2 separate regions of the Homo sapiens genome follow, and region 1 is linked to region 2. A link is an interaction called in ENCODE POLR2A ChIA-PET data of the cell type or tissue named here. Cell type or tissue: K562. All regions are shown on one strand. Links, peaks and the distances in the headings refer to the core of each region. The heading gives the core; the rest is flanking DNA. Region 1 holds the start of SPINK4 (serine peptidase inhibitor Kazal type 4). Region 2 overlaps DNAJA1 (DnaJ heat shock protein family (Hsp40) member A1).

The links. Peaks named below come from ENCODE experiments on the same cell type or tissue, not always from the same donor. Only the 100,000 strongest peaks of a DNase experiment are listed, where the experiment ranks them.
Region 1: POLR2A ChIA-PET joins it to region 2 with 7 read pairs; 11 of 35 experiments call an interaction of 5 or more read pairs at or near these places.

What each region holds. Positions count from the first base shown.
Region 1 is chr9:33,235,621-33,242,651 of GRCh38, forward strand. It overlaps SPINK4 (serine peptidase inhibitor Kazal type 4), which reads left to right and starts at 4,547. Exons shown (of 4, transcript NM_014471.3): 1 at 4,547-4,649. The coding sequence starts at 4,589. In K562, for the core only: no CTCF peak of the experiment used is centred there; a DNase peak (open chromatin) is centred at 4,481.
Region 2 is chr9:33,026,888-33,033,918 of GRCh38, forward strand. It overlaps DNAJA1 (DnaJ heat shock protein family (Hsp40) member A1), which reads left to right. Exons shown (of 9, transcript NM_001539.4): 3 at 1-103; 4 at 2,998-3,102; 5 at 3,553-3,780. Among named protein-coding and RNA genes, the nearest start is that of DNAJA1, 5.1 kb to the left of the region's middle. In K562, for the core only: no CTCF peak of the experiment used is centred there; no DNase peak of the experiment used is centred there.

The sequences.
Region 1 (7,031 bases), core at 2,950-5,449, 210 kb after region 2:
CTCCTGCCTTAGCCTCCCAAAGTGCTGGGATTACAGGCATGAGCCACCATGCCTAGCCTCAACACTTATTGAGCACCTACTGTGTCCCACGCTCAGGACTGGGCACCAGGGCAATAGAGATAATTGAAACATTGTCCTTTTTCCCAGACAGCTTGCAGCTTAGTCAGCAGATGGATAAGCAAGGGCCACCAAAGTGCAGGGGGAAGACACGGATGGAGGAGACAGAAGGCACAATGCGAGTGGGGCATTCAGGGTGGGTGACAACAGTCATGACCTTGTTGGTGAAAGGCAGTTAGGAAGGTTTCAGAAGAGGGAATGTTTAAGCTAGGTTTCACAGGATGGGAGTAGGGGGATAGAGAAGGGAGACCCAGCATTGCCAGCAGACAGAATAAATTGTGCAAGGGGTTCAGTTGAACTGAAGAAGTGCAGGTCCAGGGTGGGGCAAGGTGAAGGTGAAGCTGGAAAGATGGGTTGGGATCAGATGTTGAAGGGGTGTGGTCACCAGGCTAAGGAGTTTGGGCTTCTTCCTGTTGGCAGTGGACGCCATTACAGTGTTTTGGGCAAGATGACCTGGTCAGCTTTGCTCTTTAGGACGCTTGTCCGGGACGCTGCGTGCAGAGTGATTTGGAGTGGCAGGTGGAGAGCCAGGGATATGAGACAGGACACCATTGAGGTGGCCAGGTTGGAGACAACAGTGGCCAGGACTAGGGTAGAGTGGGGGGTGTGGAGGGGCAGGGATGGATTCAAGAGCTATGTAGGAAGCAGAACCTAGACCCTCCATGGGAAGGCAAACAAGGCTGAGGGGTCAGTGCCTGGGATTCCACTGCCGGAGGTTGCTGGGATGTGGGTCAGGGGAGCAGAGATCAAGGCTTATTTAGCCCCCACTGACCATTCCAGACTCCTGTCATGGCCCTCCCCGGCTCCCTGGCCCCACTTTGCCCACATGGCTTCTCTGTTCTTCAGATGTGAGAAGCTTCTTCTTGCCTCAGGGCTCTCACACATTCTGTTTCCTCTACCTGCAGCACTGTTCCACTTGGCTACAGCCTGCCCTGCCCACTCAGCCCTTGGCGTCTCTGATCTCAGATGGATAGGTCACTCTTGGATCCTCTCACAGAACAGAGCATGTGTGGTTCATGGGACTCACTCCAGCAGTGATGATACAATGCTGCTGCCCGTTCAGTACTGTGCCTCTACTTAACCAAAGCTCCTGGAGGACAGGAACTGTATCTGACTCACTCTCTGCCATATCCAAGCACTCAGCATGGAGCATGGCACTTAGCCGCTTGTTAAACTTTTACTGAATACATGAATGGTGAATTAATGGTGAGGTTTTCTTGGATGCACTGACATCCTTAATGGGCTGTTCAATAGCAGTCGGATATAGGAGCTAGGTTCACACTTTGATGGGATGACAGATTACGAAGTTTGTTACTATGAGTGAATCTAGAAGGTATTTGTCTGAAGAGGAGACCTTGGGGTGGGCTGGGATGGTAAGTGAGCTCAGTACTCCACAGGCTGCCCTTGACTTTACTCTGTACTTTGAAGGATGCAAAATTCAAGCGTCCTGGCTCCTTGCAGCAACTAGAATGTTCAGTAGCCATTTCTGCCACGTGGATAGAAATCTAAGGTCCAAAACAAGGAAGGGATCAAATCCCTTTGCTCCCCTCTGTCCCTTCCTCACTGTAACCTGGGACACTGACAGACAGACCTGTCAGTGATCAGATGAGAAATGGAGAGAGGCCCAGGAGCTTCACATGTGCAAGGGTAGGAGGCAGGCAGATGGCAGACCTGCTCAGCCTAAAGGTGCTTGTGCAAGTACAGGAGGTTCATGCAAGTACAGGAGGCCAGAGACAAAGCTATAAGCCCCAAGGACTCTCAGGGAGGCAGACCTCTTGTGTGAGGAAGGACTGTCTTTGTTCGAAGCCATCCAACAACGAAACTGGTAGGTAGTGAGCTCCCCATCACCATGAATGACCTCCCAGTGGGGCTGCTGTAGGAAAGCCCTAGTGGAAGAAGGGAGATGAAACCCAGATGACCATTATTTTTTATTTTATTATTTTATTTATTTATGTATCTATTTATTTATTTTGAGACCGTCTGGCTCCATCACCCAGGCTGGAGTGCAGTGGCGCAATCTCGGCTCACTTCAACCTCCGCCTCCCTAGTTCAAGTAATTCTCCTCCCTCAGCCTCCCAAGTAACTGAGATTACAGGCACACGCCACCACACCCAGCTAATTTGTGTGTGTGTGTGTGTGTGTGTGTGTGTGTGTGTGTATTTTTAGTAGAGATGGGGTTTCACCATGTCAGCCAGCCTGGTCTCGAACTCCTGACCTCAGGTGATCCATGCAGCTTGGCCTCCCAAAGTGCTAGGATTACAGGCGTGAGCCACCACACCAAGCCTATTTTTATTTATTTATTTATTTATTTATTTATTTAGGCAGTTTCTCGCTCTGTCACCAGGCTGGAATGCAGTGGCACAACCTTGGCTCACTGCACCCTCCACCTCCCAGGTTCAAGCAATTCTCCTGCCTCAGCCTCCTGAGTAGCTGGGATTACAGGTATGCGCCACCACGCCTGGCTAATTTTTTGTATTTTTGGTAGAGATGGGTGTCACCATGTTGACCAGGGCTGGTCTCGAACTCCTGACCTCAAGTGAATGCACCCGCCTCAGCCTCCTCCCAAAGTGCTGGGATTACAGGTGTGAGCCATGGTGCCTGGCCCCAAGATGACCTTTAAAGTCCAATTCCCCTTTTATAAGATGGCGTTTTTGCTTTAGGACAGGAAGTCATCATTAAATATTTTCTCTACCTGCCTAAGCAATGGAAAGATAGCTGCCACCTGCCTCAGAGGCATCCCTGGGACTGTGCAGTTTCCTAAGGAGGAACGGAAGGATCTTGAAGCTGAGTCAAGGATCACTGGGGGCCTCAAGCTAGTCTTGGCCACAGGTCTGGGGCTTCTATGGGTCTGTAGAGGTGACTGGATGGCTGGTGTCCCCAAAGGGACTGTTCTTTTTTTAATTAAAAAAAAAATTTTTTTTTAGAGTTGGGGTCTTGCTATATTGCCCAGGCTGGTCTCTAATTTCTGGGCTCAAGCAATCCTCCTGCCTCAGCCTCCCAAGTGTTAGGATTACAGGCATGAGCCACCGCACCTGGCTGGGGCTGTCCTCAAACAAGAATCCTTCGCCTTGTCATTGGAATATTCTTGCAACTTATCTGCAGGCTTGAAATCTTTCGAAATAAAGTTTTTCTTTAAAAAAAAAAAACACAGATTCTGATTTAAATATTTCAGAGCGAAGCTCAGCATCTGTATTTGTAAATTCTCCCCCAGGGAAATCCAATCTGCAGACAGAGCTGAAAAACACTGATCTAAATGAATTAGAGAAACGTGTATGTAAATAAAATGTATTTTATATATCAGAAATTCTTTGAGAGCAAATATCCAAATGACTTATTAATGTATACTATGTAAGTATGGGGGAGTTTTAGAAACTGATTTTTCTTTAAAAGAATCTTGTCTTTATTTAACCTATGAAGATACAGATGAGGCCGCGTGCAGTGACTCATGCCTATAATCCCAGCACTTTGGGAGGCCGAGGCAGGCAGATCACGAGGTCAGGAGTTCGAGATCAGCCTGGCCAACATAGTGAAACCCCGTCTCTACTAAAAATACAAAAAGTTAGCTGGGCAGGTGGCAGGTGCCTGTAATCCTAGCTACTCAGGAGGCTGAGGCAGGAGAATCGCTTGAACCCAGGAGGCAGGGGTTGCAGCCAGCCGAGATCGCGCCAGGCACACCAGCCCGGGCAACAGTGTGAGACTCTGTCTCAAAAAAAAAAAAAGCAAATGAACACATAATACCTGCAAAGCAAGAAGGCATCTTCCTTTTAATGTTTTATTTTGCCTTTGTTTTGCCTGTTAGTTGTGCCCACTTTGCGGTACAAAAAAATAAGTGAAATAAAAGTAAGTAAAAATGATCATTTCTGCTTACGTTTACAGCTCATTTCATATTCTGCAAAATGTTTTCCCGTCTGCTATCACCGCCGCCATCCTCACAGCAGCCTGGGAGAAAGGCAGAGCCAAAAGTCTCATCTCCACTTCGTGCATGGGTGATCTGAGGCCCAGTTAAGAAAAGTGGCTCTACCGAGGTCCCAGAGTTGGTTGCTGGAGGCACTGGCAAAGGAATCCAGGCTCCAGCCCCCTTCTCTGCCTCCTGCCATCTTCCAGTTGCTTTTTTCCTTTCTCTCTTTCTCTATCTCTTTCCCCTTCTCTCTGCCTTGAACTCTCTCTCTTTCTACTTCAACTTTCCTCTCCTTGCTCCAACCCTCAGATTGGAGTCAGCTTTGCAAGTTGTCCAAACTTTTTGTCACTCTGGAAACCTGCCAGCCCCATGGCCACAGCCCCATCTCATCAAAAGCTCAGCATCTGCACCTAGAGCAAGCCCTTTCCGGATGTCAGCGTGCAAAGATTAACTCTGGTCTCTCCATCTGGCCCTAGATAAGATAAGATTAGGAGAGCGGCACTATAAATAGGCCCCCATCCTTCCTCAGGCGCAGGCCCCAGCCAGCTCAGGCTACACTATCCCAGGATCAGCATGGCCGTCCGCCAGTGGGTAATCGCCCTGGCCTTGGCTGCCCTCCTTGTTGTGGACAGGGGTGAGTGGGCAGAACCTGGATTCTCTGTGGCTTTGTGTTGGTAGGTGAGCTTGGGGTGAGAGCAGAAGCAGGGCCTGGAGCACCCTGTGAGGCCTCAGCTTTTTCCATGTACCTTCATTCTGCATATGCACCCTCCACTGTGCTGGGGAAAGTTCTGGGCTGGGAGAAAAGAAACTTGGGTTCAAATCCTGACTGGCGCAGAATTACCAAAGTCCCCTACCCTCTTGGGGCCTCAGTTTCTCCAGCTGTAAAAGAGGGCATTGTTCCAGTTCAAAGCTGCACTGAGCAACTATTGGGCTGGAGGCTGTGGGGACAGAAGGGAGCAGGTAGGTCCCAGCTCTCAGGAGAGACTGACAAGTATGCTGGGTGCAGGGTGGTGGATGCTAAGAGAGACCTGGCCGAGGTCTTCTGAGCTCCCGATCTCTCTGAAAGGCTGTGGTTTGGGACTTGGGCAGCCATGTGAGCACGACAGAGCCCTTTCCCAGGACTGGACACATATACTTGGGGCAGGGCCCTCTCAGGATCTGGGCCATCCCTGCAATCTCACAGCTACCATGTCAGGCACTGTTCTGAGCCCTTAAGACAGATTAGTGACCCAAACAGAAAAAGCACGGTCCTGATGGAGCATAAATCCAATGGGGTAGAGGAAAAGGGGAAAGGCAATAAACAAGATGGTTACAATGTATGTTAAACGGTATGTTAGAAGCTGATAAAAGTTAAGGAAAAAATACTTGGCAGGGTGATGGGCACTGGAAGGGGGTTGCAATTTCAAATCAGGGGAGGTATCTCTGAGAGTCCGATGTTTGAGCAAAGCTTGAAGGAGATGAGGGACTAAGCCATGTGGATATCTGGGAGAAGATTCCAGGCAGAGGGAACAGCTCAGGTGCAAAGGACCTGAGGCAGGGGCATGCCTGGAGTGACTGAGGTACTGTAAGACCAGTGTGGCAGGAGGGGACATTGTACGGAGTGATAGGAGAGGAGATGAGAGAGGCAAATTGGAACTGTACCGGGAAAGACCTTGTTGGCCAACATAAGAACTTGGCTTTTCCTCTGACTAAAATGGGAGGCACTGAAAGCTTTGAGCAGAGAGTTATGTCTTTCAAGGGTTGCTCTGGTTGGTACATTGAGAATAAACTGAACAGGGAAGCGGGGAGACCAGTTAGGACCCGCCTGGACAAAAGCCATAAGTTATAAGGCAACGCCTGGCAGGATCCAGGGCCACTGACCTCATGGCCAGTCCCACACCCATTTCCCCAGCTGGAAACAGACCTGGGCACAGGGGGAAAGGGAAACGGGTCTGGGGACCTGTTCAGGAGCAGCCTGCTTACGCCCAGCCTGGCACCTACACCTACCTACTCCTTGAGCAGTTGGGAACACTGAAAAGCCTGCTCTGAAGAAGTTTGGTTTTTGTTTGTTTGTTTTTGTTTTTGTTTTTTGCACATTTCAGACTACTGCCTGGGCTGAGTGAGGAGGGGGCATTTTGGGTCAAGGTCAAGGGCAGCCTGGGGGTAAATGTAGCTTTTCCCCACATCCCCCAGAAAGAAACTCTGACATCTTAGAGTTCTGAACACCCCCTCCTCCCAATACACTTTAATTTTTTTTTTTATTTAAACAAAAATTTTTTTTTCAAGACAGAGTCTTGCTTTGTTGCCCAGGCTGGAGTGCAGTGGCACGATCTTGGCTCACTGCAACCTCTGCCTCCTAGGTTGAAGCAATTATCCTGCCTCAGCCTCCTGAGTAGCTGGGATTACAGGCACATGCCACCACACCCAACTAATTTTTGTATTTTTAGTAGAGACGGAGTTTCACCATGTTGGCCAGGCTGGTCTCGAACTTCCAACCCCAAGATTTGCCCGCCTCGGCTTCCCAAGGTGCTGGGATTACACCAATGCACTTTAGTATTCAATTCCTGAACACCCACAGTGTAGGACATTGAACCAAGTGCTGCGCAAAGGCAGACATAAAGGAACCCCAAGGAGCTCAGGTGCATAGGGAGGCGGGGTGACCCAGTGAGTGGGACAGTACATGGTGGTGTGAAAGAAGCCTCCATCCAGATCTGCTCAGGAAACTGTTGGGGACGTCAAGGACAGCTTCACTGGGGGGCAGCATCAAGCCTTGAAAGGAGGGTATGATTCGGCGGGAGGAGAACGGAGACGAAGACATTTCAGGGAGGGGACATGGCATGAGCCAAAGCAGGGCCCAATCTAGGACCCGTGAGCAGAGAGGAATAGCTGGGGCATGGAGAGGTGTACTGGGAAGTCAGCCCAAGAAGCAAGTTTAGGGTCAGCTTACGCAGTACCCTAAACATAAGACTAAGCAGCTCAGGTCCATAGGGAGGCTTAGTGATCAGGACAGGGAACCACGGAAGGGCTTTATATTTTT
Region 2 (7,031 bases), core at 645-3,144:
CAGGCAATTAAAGAGGGTGGAGCAGGTGGCGGTTTTGGCTCCCCCATGGACATCTTTGATATGTTTTTTGGAGGAGGAGGAAGGATGCAGAGAGAAAGGAGAGGTAAGAAGAATCTAGTCTTTGTGCAGCTAACTAAAGTTAGCTGTTGGTCAGAGCAGATCTTTGAGAAATCACCCATTTTAAATGCTTGTTTACATGTTGGTATAATGTTGCAAACTGACCACAAATTGCCTCTGATTTATGGTGTCGTGTTTTTTTGTTGTGGTTTTTTTTTTTTTTTTCTTGAGACGGAGTTTCCCTCTTATTGCCCAGGCTGGAGAGCCATGGCGTGGTCTCAGCTCACAGCAACCTCCACCTCCCGGGTTCAAGCGATTCTCCTGCCTCAGCCTCCCAAGTAGCTGGGATTACAGGCATGTGCCACCAAACCCGGCTAATTTTGTATTTTTAGTAGAGATGGGGTTTCACCATGTTGGTCACGCTGGTCTTGAACTGCAAACCTCAGGTGGTGATCCACCTGCCTTGGCCTCCCAGAGTGCTGGGATTACAGGTGTGAGCCACCATGCCCAGCCAGTGGTGTCGCTTTTTTTAAAATGAGATTTAAGGGGCCTAAAAAATAGCCAACAGAGTGGTAGCAAATGACTGCTTCCAAAAATCTTAGATATTATCAAACAAATTATGAGAACAGGCCGCGTGCTGTGGCTCATTCTGTAATCCCAGCACTTTGGGAGGCCGAGGTGGGTGGATCACTGAGGTCAGGGTTCGAGACCAGCCTGGCCAAGATGGTGAAACCCCATCTCTACAAAACTACAGAATTAGCTGGGCGTGGTGGTGGGCATCTGCAATCCCAGCTCCTCTGGAGGCTGAGGCAGGAGAATCGCTTGAACCCTGGAGGCAGAGGTTGCAGCGAACGGAGGTCACGCCACTGCACTCCAGCCTGGGCAACAAGAGTGAATCTCTGTCACAAAAAACCCAAAAAAATCCAAAAATTAGCCAGGCATGGTGGTGCGTGCCTGTAATCCCAGTTACTCAGGAGGGCTGAAGCAGGAGAGTCGCTTGAACCCGGGAGGTGGAGGTTGCAGTGAGCTGAGATCGCCCAATTACACTCCAGCCTGAGCAACACAGCGAGACTCTTGTCTCAAAAAAAAAAAAAAAAAAAAAAAAAGACAAAGTATATAGCAATATAATTTTCCAAGCCCTTTTTACAGATCTTATTTGGTGTTCCCTCACTCCCCAAAGGAATTTGATGGTAGGTACAGTGGCCTTTTTCAAATGGGAGTAAGTTAAAGTTCAGAAACCTAAAACTTCTTCAAGCTCATATAGCAAGCCAACAGAGCCAGGGCTGAAAACTGGTTCGTTGCCTGCCATCTATCTATTCTTGTTTCAGCTTTATTGTGTCAAAATTATGTATTTAATATGTTTATCAGGAAAGTGGCCTATGGGCTCTAGAAATACTGCTTATAGGAGTAAAATGTTCAAGAGAAATCAGTCTCACTTTATTTCCAGTATAGTGTATACAAATAAGGGCTGATGAGCAGAACCAGTTTTAGAATGAATGGCCAAGCCATTAAATTTCACTTTGAGCTTCTTAAGGTTCAGAAAGATTTGGGAAATTGTTTATTCAGTTTTTCTTTAAAGATCTTCAAGGAAAGGATTATGTTTTTATTAAGATACTTAAACTCCTTAAAAAGAAAGTCCACAATCCAAATGACTTGCTTAGTAAATTGTTAGAATTTGTCCACAAAAAAGTAGTGGTGGTTTTTCACTTACCTTACAAAGAACCTGCAGGTTAACATTGGCAAGCTCTTTTATGTGGCTTATGATCATATTGAGAGGTTATTTCTGGGGAAATGCGCTTCATCAAGCTCTAGAAGCTTTATTTTTCCTTCCTTATACTCAACACTGTTCAAAATAAGGGCAGCTAGATTTTAGCGTGCCAAAACTAAAGGTGGAACTATAAGCAGAAGGACATAATTAATGGTATTTCATGCTTGATTAGAAAGTTAAAATGTTCATTAGGCATATTGTACAGAAACGAGTTTGAGAACTTTTTTCAGTTGGTGGAAAGGCAATAATATTGTTGTGAATAAGTCCTTGTGGAAGGACCACTAGTTAGGAACTTACTAACTTACTAGCAGGTGACTTCATACTTCTAACCTCAGTGTCCTTATGAGATCTTGACCTTCCATTTCCTATTCTGATTTAAGTGAAGTAAGGCACTCCTTAGTAGCCACTGGCCATGTGTGGCTCCATTAATTTAAGACAAAAACAAAAATACGGTTTCTTAGTCTAAATGGCCACATTTACATGCTCAATAAGCACATGTGATTGGTGGCTGCTACGTTGGACAGAACAGATATAAAACATTTATCACTGCAGAAAGTTCTGTTGGGCAATGCTATTATAAAAGGTATGAGAAATTTGGCCTTCAAAACAACCAGTGCTGGCCCAGCAGTAAATGGGCTGTTTTCTACTAAATCAGGAAGAAGTAGAAATTGATACTCTTCTGTGGTGACTCAATAAATACATCAGCTTCCCTGGCCAATCTTGATTAATGAGAATTTACTGTGCTACAGAATTTTTGGATGAAGTAATTGGCCATGTTGCTCAATACGGTACGAAGTGAAAGCTTCAAAAAATATATTGTGACAGAAATGAATGTTTGGATTATTGTGAAATGTGCCCTTTTAAATAACATTGGTTTTTCTCAAGTGACTTTGAAGGTAATGCTTTTGCTTACCATATTTCCAAGATGGCCACGTCTGTGCCCTTAAGCAAATATTTAATCTCTGACCTGATTTTCCCTCATCTGTGATTACATCACAGTTTGAGGATCATCTGTGATAACGTGAACATTCTGTGTATATAGTAGGTAGTCAACAGATGTACCCTGTGAGGCTCATCTTTTATTATTCTTTGCCACATTCTTTATAGTGCCTTTAGCACAAATAAGATCCAGCATCTTAAACAGATTTGCAATGAGAAATATTTTGTTTTAGGTAAAAATGTTGTACATCAGCTCTCAGTAACCCTAGAAGACTTATATAATGGTGCAACAAGAAAACTGGCTCTGCAAAAGAATGTGATTTGTGACAAATGTGAAGGTACGGTGTTTTTTTGTTTTGTTTTGTTTTGTTTTTAAGCACCTTTAATATGACACCTGAAAATGGAGCTAAGACTTCTAGATAGATATGTAAAATTGATTCATGTACACTACCTAGATTTTGGGGGAGGAGAGGGCAGATATGAAGAAAACCAACTGAAAACCTCCCACCTAAAGAAATATCAGCACTTTTTTCTGTGTATATTTTAAATACAGTTGGGATCAAGCTAGTTTGGTATCTTTTTTGTAATAAGTAAAATTTATTGGAAAGTGTGTTCTAATAAGAATGAAACTCATTGGAATGATCTCATCAGTTGTACATTCAGAGGGTAGCATTCCATCAGGCTTCGAAAATATTAAAAGTATAGCATTTAGGAATTGTCTTCTTAAAACATTTACTACTGTATACACTACTAATTCATACATTATTTAATTTTCTTTTTAAATTTAGGTAGAGGAGGTAAGAAAGGAGCAGTAGAGTGCTGTCCCAATTGCCGAGGTACTGGAATGCAAATAAGAATTCATCAGATAGGACCTGGAATGGTTCAGCAAATTCAGTCTGTGTGCATGGAGTGCCAGGGCCATGGGGAGCGGATCAGTCCTAAAGATAGATGTAAAAGCTGCAACGGAAGGAAGATAGTTCGAGAGAAGAAAATTTTAGAAGTTCATATTGACAAAGGTGAGTTCTGAGTTACTTATTCTGAAGTCTTGAATGCTGTGGCAGATTTATTATTAACATTTTATAATTGTTTAAAAATCATTCTTAATTAGGTTATATATGATCCTATCAATCAGAAATAACTCTTAGCAGCTTAGTAAATAATGTTCTTTTATCCAGACATAATTTTGCACATTGGTATATTACTAATACAGAATATATTAGGAATCTCCTCATTTAATATAACAGGATCATCTTTTGAAATCTGTGGTCCTGTAAATGATTGAATAGTGTTCCAAACTTAATTCTCTCCTGTTAAACCATAGTTCTTCCATCTTTTAAAACATTAGAATTGTACACATTCTTAATTAGGAGTTACTAGATCAAGGGATAGGCATACTTTTAAGGATTTGAAAGGGGAGTTAGGTGAAGAATTGGGTCTCATAAAAATTCATGGTTTTTTTGGAGACGGAGTTTCGCTCTTGTTTCCCAGGCTGGAGTGTGCAATGGCACGATCTCAGCTCATTGCAACCTCTGCCTCCCGGGTTCAAGCAGTTCTTCTGCCTCAGCCTCCCAAGTACCTGGGATTACAGGCACCCAGCACCATGCCCGGCTAATGTTTTGTATTTTTAGTAGAGACGGGGTTTCACCATGTTGGCCAGGCTGATCTCGAACACTTGACCTCAGGTGATGACCTGCCTCGGCCTCCCAAAGTGCTGGGATTACAGGCATGAGCTACCGCACCCCGCCTCATGTTTATTTTTTAAACCAATGGGCATGTTTTTGTTTGTTTGTTTTTTTCTGAGGTAGAGTCTTGCTCTGTTGCCCAGGCTTGAGTGCAGTGATGCGATCTTGGCTCACTCTAACCTCTGCCTCCTGGGTTCAAGCGATTCTCCTGCCCCAGCTTCCCAGGTAGCTGGGACTACAGGTGTGCACCACCACACCTGGCTAATTTTTTTTGTATTTTTAGTAGAGATGGGGTTTCACCATGTTAGGCTGGTCTCAAACTCTTGACCTCAAATGATCTGCCTGCCTTGGCCTCCTAAAATGCTGGGATTACAGGTGTGTGCCACCATACCTGGCCTGGGCTAGTTTAAATAAGCGTATTGGCCCACTTAATTGGCTTACTTGCCCATCTATTATATTTAAATGCTCCGTTAATTGATTTGATAGACTACCTTTCATTTTTTTAGACTTGACACTTCCCTAACCCATTGGGCTCCAGATTTAGAAATAACTATATAACCTTTTTTTTGTATTCTCGGGATTTGATTGATTTGTCAATTTTTAAATTTTACTCTTGTCAACTTGCAAAAACATTTTAAAATGTATTACAGCAATACACTGCAGAAATTTTAAGAAATGTATATAACCCCAGAAGGAAACTTAAGTCAACATTATGGTAATCTCTTTTCAGATTTTGCTGTTTATAAATGGGTCTACTATTATACTGTACTGTGGTATGATACCAATCTGGAACTGTTAATATTTGAACATATTTCCATATTAATATACAAATCTACATTAACATAAGTGGCTGCAATAGGATTCTATCATGTGACTCATGATACTGGCCTCTCTGACCCCCAGGGTTCCACCCAAGAATGTAGTACATTGAAAGGTAAAAATAAGTTTCCTTGGCCAGTTGTTGAACTTAATAAATCTGTGTTTACCCCTTAGTGGGCCCATGCCTAAGGTTTATACTTTGAGGTGTTCTTGATACCAATAGCATACAGAGTAAGTCTTAACGTTGTTGATAGGTTCTTGGAAACTGGGACTTCTAGCAGAATGACCTCAAATAATGTCATGCAGGTCCTCAAATAATGTCATGTCACTGTAACACAGCTGAGGGGAAAAAAATTGGTCTTGTTATGTGTCATTTCATTTAAAGCAATTTCCAAGAACCTATCAACAATGGACTGTAAGTGAGAACTTGAAATTAATGCCCTAACTATATAGCAAGTGAAGGCATTTGTGCTGTGCCTACTCTTACTCTGTATTCAGGAAAACCTAGCTGAGTTTAATTGCTTCCCTAGCATAACAAGTTATTTTGCCTCAATACACGATTAAAGACAGATTGTTTAATTTTGTCAGTGTATGATACTGATAGCGCTTTAAGTCCTTATTTAAGAGGTACGTACTGAAGTATTTGTGGGTTAATGGATATAGTTGGAGTTTGCTTGAAAGTATATGTGGGGGGCATGCGTAGGGGTGTAATACATGAAATATTAGTCATGAGTTAGTAACTGCTGAAGCCAAATTGGATGGATATGTAGGAATTCATTGTACTGTTGGCTCTGTTTATACAGGATTAATATTTTCCATACGTAAAGGTGAAACATGATTGCTCTGTTAGGTAACCAGAGTGATCTTGGGAAATAATCAGGAGATAACTGCTTTGGTGTAATACTCTACAAACACAGGTTTTCTTACATGAGTTATGTTCTAAGAGACGTTGCCCAAACCCTTACTGAACTAAAATATGTGGGTCAGAGGTGAGGGGCACGAAGTCTCAGTTTAAAAAAAAAAAAAAAGGCGTGTTTTTTTGCCCTGTTAGAAAATACTCCTCCCCTTGTATTTTACGGACCACATGGGCTAAGGGAGTGTCTAGCACTGATTGTTTTGTTTGCTTGTTTAATTTAAATGAGACAAGGTCTGGAACTCCTGTGCTCCAGGGTGCTATCCTCAGGGTATCCTCCTGACTCGGCCTCTCAAAGTATAATTACCCTTTTTTTAAGGGGACTATACTGAATAGTTCTTTAAAATACGGATTTTCAGGCACAGGGGCTCAGGTCTGTAATCCGAACACTATAGGATGCCGAGGCAGGATCCCTTGAGCCCAGTAGTTCAAGACCAGCCTGAGCGACATGAGAACCCCCATCTCTATTAAAAAAAAAAAAATTCAAAAATTAGCTGGTCTGTGGTCCTGGCTACTCGGGAGGCTGAGGTGGGAGGATCACTTGAGCCCAGGAGATGGAGGCTGCAGTGAGCCATGTTTGTGCCACTGCACTCCAGCCTAGGCAACAGAGCAAGATCCTATCTCAAGAGAAGATTATAGATTTAAAATTTTTTTAGTTTTATATATAAATACTACAATAGAAGGGTCTTGATTTACATTGCTGTTAGACTTTTAATAGAAGTAATTTGATGTGTTATAAGTAATGAAACTGAAATACTTAATTAACATTTTTTGGTTATAACCAGTGTTAGCCAGTCATGGTTTAGTACCAGCATATACCTGTTGAGTTAATACTCTAAATATTGCTAATGAG